2 separate regions of the Mus musculus genome follow, and region 2 is linked to region 1. The links are chromatin loops, found by intact Hi-C in ENCODE. Cell type or tissue: left cerebral cortex. All regions are shown on one strand.

What was found. Hi-C counts contacts between places; a loop is a spot of excess contacts. Peaks named below come from ENCODE experiments on the same cell type or tissue, not always from the same donor. Only the 100,000 strongest peaks of a DNase experiment are listed, where the experiment ranks them.
Region 2: it touches region 1 in a loop (2.1-fold over the local background); 2 of 42 quality-filtered maps call a loop at or near these places.

Annotation. Positions count from the first base shown.
Region 1 is chr2:57,225,727-57,233,726 of GRCm38, reverse strand. No RefSeq gene overlaps it. Among named protein-coding and RNA genes, the nearest start is that of Gm39813, 6.4 kb to the right of the region's middle. In left cerebral cortex, no CTCF peak of the experiment used is centred here; a DNase peak (open chromatin) is centred at 3,620.
Region 2 is chr2:57,358,322-57,366,321 of GRCm38, reverse strand. Gpd2 (glycerol phosphate dehydrogenase 2, mitochondrial) reads right to left here. Exons shown (of 17, transcript NM_010274.3): 14 at 2,179-2,291; 15 at 1,994-2,072; 16 at 1,719-1,817. Among named protein-coding and RNA genes, the nearest start is that of Gpd2, 120 kb to the right of the region's middle. In left cerebral cortex, a CTCF peak has its summit at 3,589 (motif pointing right); a DNase peak (open chromatin) is centred at 3,693.

The sequences.
Region 1 (8,000 bases):
ACCTGCATGCCACCACGCTTCCTGTCCTAATGACAATGGATTAAATCTCTGAACTGTAAACTCTAATTAAGACAGAGGTTTATCACAGACTCGATGTACCAGAGTTGGGGAGTAACCAGGGGAGCCCCTGCCCCCCCCCCCACCTGCTCAGAGGAGAGGGGGGAGGGGATGGGAGAAGAGTTGTGGGAGGGGGTGTTAGGGAGGGGCCAGTAATCAGGACATAAAGTGAATAAGTAAAGAATAAATAGGTAAGTAATAAAACAAATTTAATTAATTAATTTTAAAAAGACAGAGGCTTAAGTGAGGCAGGAAAACCACCCCTGCTGTAGGAAGAAGCGTCCGTCTGCAGAATGGAGGAGGAAAGTGAGCTGAGCACCAGCATTGCTGTCAGCTTCCTGCTGGGACAGCAGCCCAGCTCCTGCTGTCTCAGCCAGAGGGGCTCACACTGCTGTGCCTCCCCACCCCACCCCACCCCCGACGGACTATGCTCAACCTGTGAGCCAGAACACCCTTCTTCCATCCTGAAGTTACTGTTGTCAAATATTTTGCCACCGTAACAGAAAAGTGTCTAGCACATTCAGTCCTCCACTCGAAGCCTTCACAGGGGAGTGAAGAAAGAGCTAGTGATCTCAACAAAAGCCGCTTTGCAATCCCTGTACCATAACACGGACAACCACTGGCATCACGGCCCATCATGCTATCTACAGTCATGTTAATGTAGGGACAGCTGTGCAACCCCCAGAAACTGCCTTTTCTTTTTACATTAACCAAAAGCAAACAAAGCTGTCAGTCACTCAGATTCCCTCTAAGTTTTCTAGAAGATTCTTTCATGCATTCTGTCTGTTTGCTTTGGTTTGGTTGGTTGGTTGGTTTGTTTGTTTGTTTGTCACAGTGCAGGGAACAGAACCCAAGACATCCACTGCATTGGCTGTGGACAACTGCATTAGATCCTGTACATTTCTTGAGAACCAAATTCTCCCCTTACTACACATGTTCATACAACTTATGAAATATTAAGGAGAAAGAAATATAAATAGGAAGAGCCACGAATGCTATTGCTCTTCCAACTTTTGTTTTACAAATGAGAAACTGAAAGCCCACAGTTAAACTTAAATAACTTCCTTAAGGTCGCGTAGTTAGCTAAACAAAGAAATAAGAGAAAAATGGGGAAACGACATAATCTCTGACGCACTTTCATGCAAAGTCTTCACCCATGATCTAGTTCTGTACCTGCCAGAGCTCTGGTGTCCTCATCAGGGAGCGATGCTAATAAGGCCCAGTCATGTGATTTACTTATACCGAACACTACTCTTCAGCAAAATGCACACACTCTTTACTTTCGTTTATTTCTTTAATATCATTGCCATTATTATTATTATTATTGTTGTTGTTATTATTATTATTATAACGATACAGTACTGGCAGTACTAGTGATGGAACCTAGAGCATTATGGTTTGCCCCAAGTGCTTCTCCTGTGAGCTGTAGCCCTAGCTTTACAGATAGATTTCTGTTGTTGTTTTTATCTGTTTGTTCTCTTTTTTCCCCCCTTTGGTTTTTCGAGACAGGCTTTCTCTGAGTAGCCCTGGCTGTCCTGGAACTCACTTTGTAGACAAAGCTGGCCTCGAACTCAGAAATCCACCTGCCTCTGCCTCTCGAGTGCTGGGATTAAAGGCGTGTGCCACCACTGCCCAGCCTGTTTTCATTTTCTTGTTCCTTCTCATTTTCTGGCTAGTTCTGTCTTCATCTGTGTCTATGCTCTCTCTATAACCTGTCTCTGTAAATCTGTCCTGGTAAAACTGCTATGCACATATACCACCCACACCTCCACCTTTCTCTTTCTGTCTCTGTCTCTGCTCTTTTGTAGCCTCTCATCCTCTCCTGTTCTCAAATGAGTTGGATATATCCTATATCTCTGACTCATCTGTCAAATCTTTCTTTGATTCGTCACATCTGCCCCTCAATTAGATGTCACTTTCCAATATGGCTGCTTCCTTTTACAAACTAATTTTACCTTAAAGGTGTATACTAAGGGTGTGTCTGCATTCCAGCCAGAGAGATTAAAGGTGTGTCGTGAGTCTGCATTATTCCAGCCAGAACGCACAGTATTCCAAGGTGTGTCTGCATTCCAGCTGGATCACACAGACGTAGAAGGTCTTTGGATATGATCCCTTGCAAGAGCAGCCATGTTGCTGGATTAAAATTCCTCTACACTTTCTGAGTCAAGTTCTCACGATGTAGCCCTGATTAACCAGGAACTCTTTGAAGACCAAAGTGGCTTTGAATTCACAGAAGTATGTATACCTCTGCCTTTCCAATACTGGGATAAAAGTGTGTACCATTACACCCAGCAAATAATCTTTAAATCTTACGTTAACTTTGTGGATTTTGTTTGTTTGTTTGTTTAGTTTGCTTTGGTTGTAATAAATGAGTAAACTGTAGACAACATGCCAACACAACCCAAAGAGCAAATGACCAAGACAAGATTGAGTGTGATAATGTCTGTAAAACACTAGAAAAGCCAGAAAAAATTTGTGGGCCTTTTTTTGTGTGTGTGTGACTCAGAATTCCCAATACTAACCTACAGTCATTCTGATTCTTCCCCCCCCCCCCCCCCCATTATTGCTGGTTTTGGTAGTGGTATCGGTGTGTGCTTGTGTGCGTGCGTGCGTGTGTGTGTGTGTGTGTGTGTGTGTGTGTGTGTGTGTGCCCGTGTGAATGGTGGAAAGTGTACATCATAGGATTGTGTGGTATCAGAGGACATCTTTGTAGAGCAGTGTGTCTTCCACCTTTAGGTAAGTTCTGGGCAACCAATTCCAGTGTGAAAGCTGTGAAACAACGACCTTTCTGGCCTGATCCATTTTCCTAGCCCTCATTCTGATACTTGGTTGAGCATCCGGTCAAAACCCTCTGTCCTGAGGCTCCCTCTGTATGTTCACCTCTGACTTCCATGCCTTGCTTAGTGTATTTTAACTCATATATACTTATAACCTTGCCCATTATGTGTAGTAATTGAAAACACCAAGAAGCTAACTAAAAACTAAATAAAGACAAGTTTACTACTCACAAATGCAAAAATGATAAAGTATTGCTGAATGGCTAGCAGGGAAATGTTAACTCCTTCAGCAGGATGGGGGACAGTCTTGGAGACCCCAAGATTCAAAGAGCTCAGTTAGCAAGTTCCCACCTACCTGTTACCTGGATTCTTAACAGTGGGGTTATAGACATCTAGAATATCCAACAGAAGATCTCCCCATGTCAATGCCTCACAGAGTTAGGATCAAGAATGAAATGAAAATATATGATCCTTGAAAAGATGAAATAAAATACTAAATATATTTTAAGACGGGTACTTGCGGTTTTATGCCCACTTTATAGGAATCTGGGAAAGTGTTCTTAAAATAAAAGTTTAAAGCATCAATATAACATGGTACCAAGAAATTTGCTTCAATTTGGAGGTCTTGGGGTGTGGGGAGGGGAAGAAACTGTGTTCTCCTCTCCTGGACAGGTCCAAGCCCGGTTTCTCTTTCTCAGAGCAGCACTGAAAACAAGCCTTTTCAAATGCCAATGAGCTACCCTGCATCTTGTTTTCTCTGGAACACAGCCTTCAACTTTAATAGCTCCAGGAAGCTGGTGAGTAAGCAGAAATGCCCCAGGAAATTCATACAGAGAGCTGGGTGAAGCAGTCACTGAAATGGAGAATTGGTCTCTAAGCAAAGTCAGTTGCCATCCCTTCGAATCCGGTAACTGAGCCTGGGGCAAGCTGCCCTGGAAACTGGAGATTCCTGCAGTTCTGCATTGGAAGACCTTAAGTCACCTGGAGATCATTTAAAACTCAGTAGTAATAGGTTTAACATAAACCTGATCACCCCACTGTAAAATGAGAGCCTGGAGTCTACACACTCAGTGCTAGACTGCAGGCATAGCAGAAGACCAGTGCCAAGAAAAATGTAATTCCATGCTTGCTTGCTTGACTGATTGATTGATTGATCCTGATAGCAAGCATAAATTAGAAACAAGCAAGAGTGATCTCTTTGTATGATTACCTTAAAAAAATAGACTGGGGCTGGCGAGATGGCTCAGTGGGTAAGAGCACCCGACTGCTCTTCCAAAGGTTCAGAGTTCAAATCCCAGCAACCACATGGTGGCTCACAACCATCCATAACGAGATCTGACTCCCTCTTCTGGAGTGTCTGAAGACAGCTACAATGTACTTACATATAATAAATAAATAAGTCTTTAAAAAAAAAATAGACTGTTGAAATAGACAAATCAAAAAAACCCTGAGATTACACCTCACACCAGTCAGAATGGCTAAGATCAAAAATTCTGCCGGGCAGTGGTGGCTCACGCCTTGAATCCCACCTGCCTTGGGAGGCAGAGGCAGGTGGATTTCTGAGTTCGAGGCCAGCCTGGTCTACACAGAGAAACCCTGTCCAGAAGGGGAAAAAAAAAAAATCAGGTCGCAGCAGATGCTCGCGAGGATGTGGAGAAAGAGGAACACTCCTCCATTGCTGGTGGGATTGCAAGCTGGTACAAACACTCTGGAAATCAGTTTGGTGGTTCCTCAGAAAATTGGATATAGTACTACTGGAAGATCCAGCAATACCTCTCCTGGGAATATACCCAGAAGATGTTCCAACTGGTAATAAGGACACATGCTCCACTGTGTCCCAGACATTGGACGGTTGGAGATTGACTTTTGCTTTTGATTGTGACTGTGCCCTGATATTTTCCCTCTTGAAGGAAGTAACTGTTTTAGTGGAGCCCACAATTAAAGAGACTTTTAATTGTAAAAAGACTTAGAATTTTAAGAGATTGAAATTTTAAGAATATGTAAAGACTGTGGGACTTTTAAAGTTATTTAGATCTCAGCCTTATTTATAAGAGCCAGAAGTTGGAAACAACCCAGATATCTCTCAAAAGAAGAATGGATACAGAAAATGTGGTACATTTACACAATGGTGTACTACTCAGCTATTAGAAACAATGAATTTATGAAATTCTTAAGCAAATGGTTGTATCTGGAAGATATCCTTAGTGAGGTAACCCAATCACAAAAGAACACACATGATATTCACTCACTGATAAGTTGATATTAGCTCAGAAACTTAGAATACCCAAGATACAACTTGCAAAACACATGAAACTCAAGAAGAAAGAAGACCAAAGTGTGGATACTTCATTCCTTCTTAGAATGGGAAACAAAATACCCATGGAAGGAGTTACAGAGACAAAGTTCGGAGCAGAGCCTGAAGGAATGACCACCCAGAGACTGCCCCACTTGGGGATCCACCCCATAAACAACCGCCAAACCCAGGCACTAGGCAGATGCCAGCAGAGCCTGCTGACAGGAGCCTGATATAGGTGTCTCCTGTGAGGCTCTGCCAGTGCCTGGCAAATACAGAAGTGGATGCTCACAGTCATCCATTGGATGGAGCACAAGGTCCCCAATGAAGGAGCCAGAGAAATACCCAGGGAGCTGAAGGGGGCTGAAGCCCCATGGAAGGAACATCAATATGAACTAACCAGTACCTCTAGAGCTCCTTGGAACTATACCACCAATCAAAGAAAGCACATGGTGGAACTTGTGGCTCTAGCTGTATGTGTAGCAGAGGATGGCCTAGTCGGCCATCAATGGGAGGAGAGGCCCTTGGTCCTGTGAAGGCTCTTTGCCCCAGTATAAGGGAATGCCAGGGCCAGGAATGGGAGTGAGTGGGTCGGGGAGCAGGGGGAGGAGGGAGGGGACAGGGGATTTTAAGAGGGAAAACTAGGAAAGTAGATAACATTTGAAATGTAATTAAAGAAAATATCTAATAAAAAATTTTAAAGAAAGAAAGAAAGAAAGAAAGAAAGAAAGAAAGAAAGAAAGAAAGAAAGAAAGAAAGAAAGAAAGAAAGAAAGAGAAAAAGACTGTTTGGGGGGCAGATTTCTATTAGGCAAGCTTGATCTACATAGTGCCATAGTTCCAGGGCAATATAGTGAGAACCTGTCCCAATGCGCGAGTGTGCACGCACACACACACACACACACACACCAGGGGGTGGGGGAGGAGAGAAGATCACTGAGTTTAGGAGCTTTGAAACAGGCAGGCTCTGACCTAATTTCAACCAAGCCAAGATGAAAGCATTCTGCACACAGGGAGCACATGCCAGAGGCTAGCAGGTGCTGTGTCCTCAGCAAACACATTAGCTTCCAAACCTCTTCCTCATTCCTCCTCTATCAGCAAAATCATCATCATTATCAGAGGCTCACATGGAAGGCCCAAAGGTAGAGAGCCTTGCTTCTGTTATCTGGGAATTACAAATTGAAGCTTCTCTCTCTCTTCCTTCCTTCCTTTCTTCCTTCCTCTCTTTGTTTCTCGCCCTCCCTTCCCCTGCTTTTTTTTTTTTTTTTTGAGACAGAGATTCTCTGTGCAGCCCTGACTATCCTACAGTTTGATCTTTAAACCAGTCTGACCTCAAACCCAGAGATCCACCTGCCTCTGCCTCCTAATGCTGGGTTTAAAGGTGTGCGCCACTCCCCATCACCCTCTATCCAGAAGCAAAGTTTTCAAGGAACTCTGTGCAGAGTGTACAAGACAGTAAGACAGAAGAACACCCTGTAACAGCCATCAAGGAGAAACCGCAGTTTAATGGATGGCTGTTTGGTTTGCTTGTTTGGATTTTGGGTTACTGGAGACTAAATTTCTGCCACTTCTGCTTTTGTGCCTTTTGGGGGTTTTTATTTATATATGAGAAGAAACATGGAAGTTTTTGAGACTGGTTTATGTTGTTTCATATGGCGATCATCCATTCCTTCAATCTTCCTGCAAAGCACAACTTCTAATTTGTCTTTGTAGCGGCGTAACAGCCTACGTATGTGTGCAACATATGTATACATCACTCCACAGTCCACTTTTCCACCCCTGTGCTCCATACAGATACAGTGTTTTAACACTGGGTTTTCCTCTGTAGCCTAGGCTAGCCTTAAACTCACAACCACCCTCCAGGTCACCTTTCTCGGTGCTGAGACTACACACTGTGCTGCCATGCCTGGCTGCTCCTGCTCTTGTGTCAGGTGAAAAGCTTCGTCTTCAGACTAGTGAGAGGCGAAGGCAAGCTCTTAGCTGAGTGTGGTGGCAGACACACCTATAAGCCAAAACCCAGAGGGATCTGTTGAGTTCAAGGTCAACCTGGCTAGAAGATGAAGTCCTAAATAAATAAATAAATGATTTAAGAGCTCCTGTGGCCGGGTAGTGGTAGCACATGCTTTTAATCCCAGCACTTGGAAGGCAGAAGCAGGTGGATTTCTGTAGCCAGTCTGCTCTACTGAGTGAGTTCCAGAACAGCCAGGGCTACACAGAAAAACCCTGTCTCGAAAAACCAAAAAAGAAAAAAGAAAAAAAAAAAAGAAAGAAAGAAAAGGAAAGGAAAGGAAAGGAAAGGAAAGGAAAGGAAAGGAAAGGAAAGGAAAGGAAAGGAAAGGAAAGAAAAAAGAGCTCCTGCGTACTACTAGAGAGAATACGTGATCTCTCAGACTCTGTCCTAATCTCTGAAACCTGTTGATTGGTCTCGGTAGGGAAAAGAACTTTGCAAACTTGGTTAAGTACTTGAGACACAGAGAAGTTGTTACCAGTGTCAGCCCTAATTATAAAGCACGTGTGCTTTCCTTAACTCTGTTGTATTTATTGCTTGTGTTTGTGTGTGTGCCTCAGTGTGTGCTACACTCTCATGCCACCATCCACTCATGGGGGCCAGACAACAGCACTGTGGGGTAGATTCCTGCCTTCTACCTTCATGTGTGCCCCAAGGACTGAATTGGGTCATCAGGACTAGGCTGACTGATTGTCTCAGCAGTCTTCGAATGATTTTTCGTTTATTTGCTTGTTTGCTTATTTTTGTCTTTCTTTTTTTCTTTTTTTTCTTTTTTTTTTTTTTTTTTTTTTTGGTTTTTCAAGACAGGGTTTCTCTGTATAGTCTTGGCTGTCCTGGAACTCACTTTGTAGACCAGGCTGGCCTGG
Region 2 (8,000 bases), 130 kb before region 1:
AACATTCAGATGTGGAAACATACTTTACATCGAGAACTATTTTACCTAAGGACTGCTGGCATTTAACAAGAGAACAGTTTTCTGACTGTTGTTTTCTCTCTGATGCTGGGAGAACCTTGGGACTTATCAGAGGTAACAACAGTCAGAGTGGGGCTCCTCTTCTCTCAGCCACTGACAGTGTTTCCTGTACCAACCTCAACAAGCTTAAAGTTTTCTATTAGGTATTACATGTATCCAAGAACCGTACTGCAAGAAAAAATAGTATCTAGGTGTGAACAGACCTCATAAGGACAAGAGCCAATGTGTTTTATAACTTGGAAACTATGCTGTGTTCTTGAAAGCATGAATGGTTGCTTTTATTTAGAACTGGACAGGAAATACTAATTTATTTTAAAACTCTACAGGAAAACCTGCAGGTGGTTTAAATTATTTTCTATGTGTATAATTCTACGACATTGAAGAAAATTACTTAAAACCCAAACCATACAACATACTCATTAAATTAGACTCCCATTGTCTCTAAAGCCCTGGGTTTTTTAGGTCTAAATGCTGCTGTTTGTTTGTAAAACACAAGAAATGAAGCATAAGCTATTTATTTAAAGAAGAGTTTTCTGAAATTCTAAGACAAGGAAGTGTTCTCCAGAAAAACTATTCAAAAAGAGGCTTTAAATGTTTCCTGTTAAAAGTCCTAACCATAAATCTCAAATTCCATTTGAAATTCGCATTCAGTTAAACAGTTAGTAGTTAAATAACTAAACACTCTTTTTTGTAATGCTGGACACAACCTGAGAAAATTTTCTGCATTTAGATTCAACAATGCTCTTATCTGCAGCTCATCTCCAGAGAGACAATTACCATTTCCTCTGCCTTGATCTTGTTTGTTTAACTTGACACAGTGAAGAAAGGGCTGACATTGACCAAAATCCCAGCATTAATTTATTTCATGTTCAGCATTCATCATTGCCATGGTGCAAGCAAGACCTGGCATTCATTTGAAATACCTGCCCAAGAAACACTACAGAAAAACCCGGGCTGCCTGAAACCAATGTGTTCTTCAAACGATCAGTCCCATGGACAGCTAGGAATACATTGCTAAAATCCTTTCCTTTACAGAACGATTAAGGGGTGATGTAGAGCATCTAGTGTGAGGTTACAGGAACAAAATGGATTTCCTTCATGGTTAGAAGGATTGAACAATTGGAGCCTTGGTTAGCTGACCACCAGACACGGAAATGTTTGAATTTGTGGTCTTGATCCTGGAGTTTAACTTCCTTCCCATTTACTTTTCTGCTTCTTCAAAGTATAAGAACTGACTAATTGTATTCTTAGGTGAGTATGATTATCCAATGAATAAAAAACTATGGGTTATAATTTCTCCCACACAACAGTGAACGGTGACTTTCCATACTAGAAGTACTCTGTTGCCTCTCGGCATAGGCAGCGGCGCAATCATAGCCCACGGCCTTGTTCTTTAATTATGCAATTCTGTACGCCACAATTAACTTGGATTTTATCTAAATTAGCCAATAAAACAGGTGCCTCTTATAAAAGCGGACAGACACAAACAGAACTCATCACTGAGGGCAGACAGATCAACTGCTCTGGCTAAGGCTATGTTTTCAGAATGAAGCGACTAACAGGTCGACTTAAGAATCCGTTCTCGGGATGAGGACAAGCAAAAGCAAGACCGCAGCGGCATCTGCCTCGTGACAACTCACCTGCAGAAACTCGTGCAGCTCAACCTGTCCATTTTTGTTCAAATCTACTTCGCAGAGAATTTCATGCAGTGTGTTTTCGTCCATTTGTACATTGATACTCTAGGCAGGGGAGCACAGAGAGGTGAGGGTTAAACTAAAAATTATGTGTAACTTCCTGATAATGTAGCTAGACTGTTCAACCCTTAAAATGCTACTTGGAAAACATGCAAACTAATATTAATTTTATATCTTTCTATACCAGAGAACTAATAATGGGGTGGGGGAGTATGTATCACCTCTAGGACACGCTGAACATCAACAATGGTAATGAAGCCTTTTTCATCTTCATCAAACTTGTGAAATCTCTTCTTGTACCTGCAACCCAAAATTGAATAATGGCAGATAGTCTTACATAAAAGAGTGGACAGGAAGAGGAGGAGGAGGCTATGGAAGGGGAGGACGGGAAGAGCATTGAAAGTACCTATCGATGTCTGAAGGCAGCAGGCTGATTTCAGTGCTATCTGTAAGTTGTTCTGTTCGAGACTTGTAGCCCATTTCATAGTACAGAAATCTCGTGGCTGTTTCAAGTTCTTCCTACAAAGGAGAAGGCACATGCACAAAGGTTGCAGATTAATAGGAGTTATTGACTCCCCCTGCCCCTTTTATCAGCAGAAACTGATTCTCATTGAATCAACATCCAGTTTTACTGACATTCCACCACTCCCTCTAGTTGGGCAACTTAAGACACAGTCTAATAACCACAGATACAAAACACTGTGACCTTAAACACTTGCTGTGTTCACCTGCATTTGTCTGGTTCTTCCTAAAGCTTTGGCTCTAGCTAGGCACACTCTTGTGGGGCTTGCGGTCAGTTCATCCTTTCTTAAATTTCATAGAGCATGTTTTTCACCTCTCTGATTGCTTCCCCACACCATCAGGATGCCCGTTCTACATGTATGTGGTACTACTGACTGCTTCCCCACACCATCAGGATGCCCATTCTACATGTGGTAACACACACCACAGCTTCTTTTTACTGTAGTTGCTCTTGTGTGGTGTTGACTATCAAATTCTACAAGAGCACATTTCCTAAAGCGTGGTGACAAGGAAAGCATATAAAAATGAACTCTATATGACTTGAGCAGCTACTCTAGCATGGCTGGCAGTGCCGGTGGTCAGCCATGCAGAAGTTCCGGCAAGGGCTTCTGACAGTCAATCAGCACAAAGCTGGCTATCCTCCACAGTCTGCTAGAGGCTCTCAGAATCTCAGGTCAGCATCTGCAACAAGCACTGCCCTTATATCCCATTTGTCACTCTCGCACCTAACTAACTCAGGTGACAATATTACAGTATATACTGTTTGCAAATCTCTCTTCACTGGTATAAATGTAATAAATAAATGGTATAAATCACACACACACCTACTTCCCACATCATGTATTCCTTAAACCTATTTTTATATGCTCTAGCCATGTGACTTACTTTGGCCAATAACATGACTGGTATAAGATAATCCACTTTTGAAATATGGCTTAAAGAGACTTCCTAGTTTTCTCTGCCTCTCTTGTTCCTGTTCCCTGAGAGCAAGCATGACTTAGACAGACATGGAGGAGAAGCATCAGATGCTGGCTGAGCTGGGTATGGTAGTGCACGCCTTTACTTCCAGTGCTCGGGGAAAGTCATGGAGGCAGAGGCAAGCAGATCTCTGTGAGTGACAGCATCTACATGTGGAGTTCCAGGACAGCAAGTGCTACATAAAGCATGTCTCAAATTCAAAAACAAACAAAAATCTCTGCCTGTGTTAAGCCACTGAGAAGGGTTTTTAAGATTCATTTCTATTATATTTTAATTATGCCTATATATGTATGTGCGCATGTGGGGTGCCCATGGCATCCAGCAGAGGGCATCAGATTCCCTGGGGCTGGAGTTTCACGAGTGGTGAGAGTGGTGAGTTGCACAGTGTGGGTGTGAAGCAGTCAGTAAGAGCTGCAAGCCCTCTTAATGACTGAGTCATCTCTAACAGCCTAAGCCACGGAGATGGGTGCCATGCACCATCACCAAGCAATAGCCAATGCATATCTTAAATTCCCAACTTCACAGGCCCCATGTGGTGAATGTGAAACTGAAATGACCATCGACGGAGGCTGGGGAACACAAAGCACTGTGCACACCGTGGCAGCGGCAAGGCTTGGCATTCTGTTTTCTTAGACAGAACGATTTTTGAGAGTATTCCTTTCCACCTCCTTTCTCTTCAAAAATAGATGCAGCAGAAGAAATGAAACCTCATGAATGCTGCATAATACTGAATGTAAAACTAAACAAGTGTGTCTACATCTACTTTTCTGTGATTAAATAAAACTCGAACTCTCAATCTCCAGTGATATTCTTCACTGCAGACTTCTCTCTTTACATGAGAAAATCCACCAGTCACGGCTTTAAAATGGATTGTCTTGTTCAATGACTCCTTTCCGGCTACTTTCTATAAACTATTCTAAAAGTCATGTCCTTGGACATGCTGCCTCTGAGCCTTCCCTCCAATGACAATCTCTTACGTAATGCATATTCTTTCACTGCCTATGAAGTTTATTCACCCTCTACCAAATAATTGTGATGTTTCAGAGGAGGAGGAAATCTGTCCATCCACGTCACAATGTAGCTTCTTCCTAAGTGTGTTTCCATTATGGACTGCCTGAGCCATGTATCTAAATCACACTGCTACTTGTAATATGCCTATTAAGACATTTTAGGTTGAGATTAGATATAATCTCCAATTCTTCCAACTTACTTGGGATGACCAGGACGTTGCTACAGTAGAGCCATCCGAATCGTAGGTTACACACTGAAAGCAACGTCAAGTACTTTACCCCTTAGAGATTTGTTAGTCAAGAGCTTCAACAGAGGCGTGACTTCAAAGCCCTATGTCATTTGGATGTTTTCTTCCAGACCAATTGTCAGAAAACAAACAAGCAAACAAACAAACGCCATGCTCCTACAGAGATAAAGTACCTACAAAGGAGTAATATCTTTCTAGTTATGTGAGCTATCAAATAAAGAATACATTAGAGTAGGGGACAATCATGATCCACTGTAAATTGATTGGCAGTCATAGTCAACTAAAGCTACTCTTTTTCATGCCTGTTATATTGCTAAGCCTGTCAGACTTAGCTTGAATGAATGAAGTTCGTCTACCCCAGTACAAGGTTTATCATTTGTCTCTATAAAAACTCTCCTGGTACACTGGTGGCTATTGTTTTAGCTTATTATCAGAAATGCACTTGCTCCTATGCTTATTGGCACACCAAGAAAGCACAGCATCAGCCCTGTAATGTAAACGCTTGAACCAAACTAGACTAGGTCGAGGGGACAGAGCGCTGTAACCTGCTATCATAAGACCCCTTCAGAGGTCAAAATTGGTGATTTGCAAAAAAAGATTCATGGGGCTGTATGAAATACAGTATATATCACTTCTATAGCATTCTCTTGATCCTTACTGCAATGCAAAAAGGACATGTATGAAAAAAAATTTTTTTTTCCTTAGGGGCCCCTTATTTGCATGAATAGCCTACACTTCTTGCTAAATTATAAGAAACATAGTGAACATAATAAAAATTAATGAGCTCAATTAAGAAAAACAGCCAGGATCAATGTGAAGACCATTCCTAGGTCACAAAGACATATTTTGCTTTCTGCTCTTTAAAACTGGTATTGCACTTGCCTCCTTCTGTTTTTCTAGTCTTTTTTCTATCAGGTTAATTTAGGGATCACAGAAAAGAAAAAATCCTAACAGCAAGTTCCCTGACTGGAACAAAATTGGTGAGGAGTCACCTCCTATCTGACTATGTCTTCTATCTGATTGAAAACTGAAACTCAAGGACTCACAATGAAAATCAAGATGTACCTCATATGAAAATTACGAAGTCTCCCTGTCTCTCTTCTAGACAGCATTTCCCTAAATATGTTCTGAGTGACGCTCATGCCCTTTCCTGCTCGGCCCTCCTAAAAAGCAAGCTTCATCTGAGGTCTCCAAGGGAATTTCTCTGTTGAAACTTACCATACACATAGCATTGCAAACGTTTCAAATCATCTGAAGTGAAGTGAAAGCTTCCCGTATTCATTGAACACAAAAATCTCCCTGTTTGCCATCTTCTCGCACACAGTCATTCCTGCCCGGGTGTGCAGAGTTTGGAGATGGCCCTTTCCTTCATGCCCTTTCCAGCTCCTCAGTCATTCCCCGACTCCCCACACAGCCCTGGTCTGACTCCTTTATGTTTCTCTATCAGTTGACTTTCAGTCTCAACCAACCACTTCTCTAAATATATCTGTAAACTTTGAAGACAAGCATGCATTTCTGACACATATGTGCATTGTATCCACACAGAGAGGAAGGTCCATGGAACTCTGAGCTATTTATTATTCTCTACACTGTTTGGTAGCGTGCTCCGTATACGGGCCACTCATTGGGTATTGACCGTGGAAACAACACAATTCATCTATGCAGAGTTATTAATCACCCTGCTCCTCTTTCACTTTTGCAGGTTAAATAATCCCAATGCTTTTAACCTTTTCTCAGAAGTACAACTTTCTAACCTTTTCCTTCTTGTTTCCCTCTCTTTTGTACTCTCCAGACCATCCACTGTCCTCATTAAGCTCCTGGGTCTCAGAAGGTGAATAATTCCTTTAGCTGTTTAGTTTTGTTACTTTCTAGAGGTTAGGAGTACTTCCTAAGAACATCCGCCTACTCATAAAGTTTGCAATCAAGTTAAATCTTGGTAACCCAGCACAACTGGGTTTTAGAATGTTCTCTTTCTTCCTACCTCCTAGCACAAAAGATTACTTATAAAAACATGCTCTGGATCCTCTACACAGAAAAAAAAAAAAAAAAAAAAAAAAAAAAAAGCTACGCATTCTTGTGCTGTCTTCATGAAGAGGTAAAACCCAAAACCTGGAAGAGTTATTTCTAAGCCAGTACAGAGGCAGCAAGAAGGGGGCCAAGGGACAGGTTGTAGATGCAGCTCCACGATCTACTGCTTCTAGATCTGTTTCCTCAACTATAAAATTTGGGTGGAGGCCGCCATTCCCTTCACAGCTGGGCACTAGCACATGACTAAACTCAGCTCTCAGAGCCTGGGCTGTCCATTGGGATGCTTATCAATACTCCAAAGACAGGGCTCCTCTTGACACAGACAATGAGGACATCAAGGCACTGACCACAGATTTCTACCACAATTCACTGAAGAATATGACGTTAGAATCACTACAGCAGAATTTTTAAAACATAGGGCCACTCACTCACTATGCCCTTGAAGAATGTAATAAAGTTAAGCCTCTAAAATGTCCCTTTCACTCATATTGCCCAGGAATTCCATCTTTAGGAATCTATGAACACTTGAAGGTTAGGCTAGTGCCCAACACTCATCTGCACTATACGTGACAAGACGCCCAATAATACTCATTTACTACATACACATGTGAATATGCCAAGGAGCTCTCTGTCCATGAACCATAGAAAGAGGTTTAGAGCTGATGGTACCTTGACCTTGGACTTCATATTAGAAACTGAAGGGATTAATTTGAGAATTAAATGTTGGCTATTTGAAGCAGTCTGACGTACTATTAGCCTCTGAGTCACAATGCCCTCTTAGTCTTATGACACTGCCCAACCTAAGCCACTCCTTTCTATGTCTTCTATATCCTTCCTTATCGTTCCAGGCTCTAAACTTTGAAGTGTTCCTAGACTAGTTCCAGGGCCACTTTCCTCGCCTACCAGTATTCAGTGCCCTCCCCGTGTCCCCACGACTAATATAATGTCTCAAAAGCCAACTGTAAAATGTACATTCTGCTAAGGCCTCTGGACACATCCAGTGACAGTCTGGATTATGTTCTCATATAATTTCCAAAGTTGTTAAGATGGAAACACTGTCTTACTTGGCGAGAAGCCAGTACAGTGCATTAGACACACCAGGAGTCTACACCAAGGTAACAATAATGAATGCAATAAGAAAGGGTGACACTCCACCCTGATTTGGATGATAACAGTGACATTTGGAGAGGCTTTGGTTGGAGAGTGAGTGAACATACAATATGATGTTAAAGTGGAGATCTAAGCACTGAGGGGCAGTGAGTAAGCTGTTATGACATGGAAAAGACTCTAGGGACAGTACTTGATGAAGCTATGAAGTGACTGAAAAGAAACATTCTTTCTGAATGTAAAACAGTGGTCAAGGCAGGCATGGTGTGTAGTCTTGGCTGTCCTGAAACTCATTATGCAGACCAGGCTGGCCTTGAACTCAGAGATCCACCTGC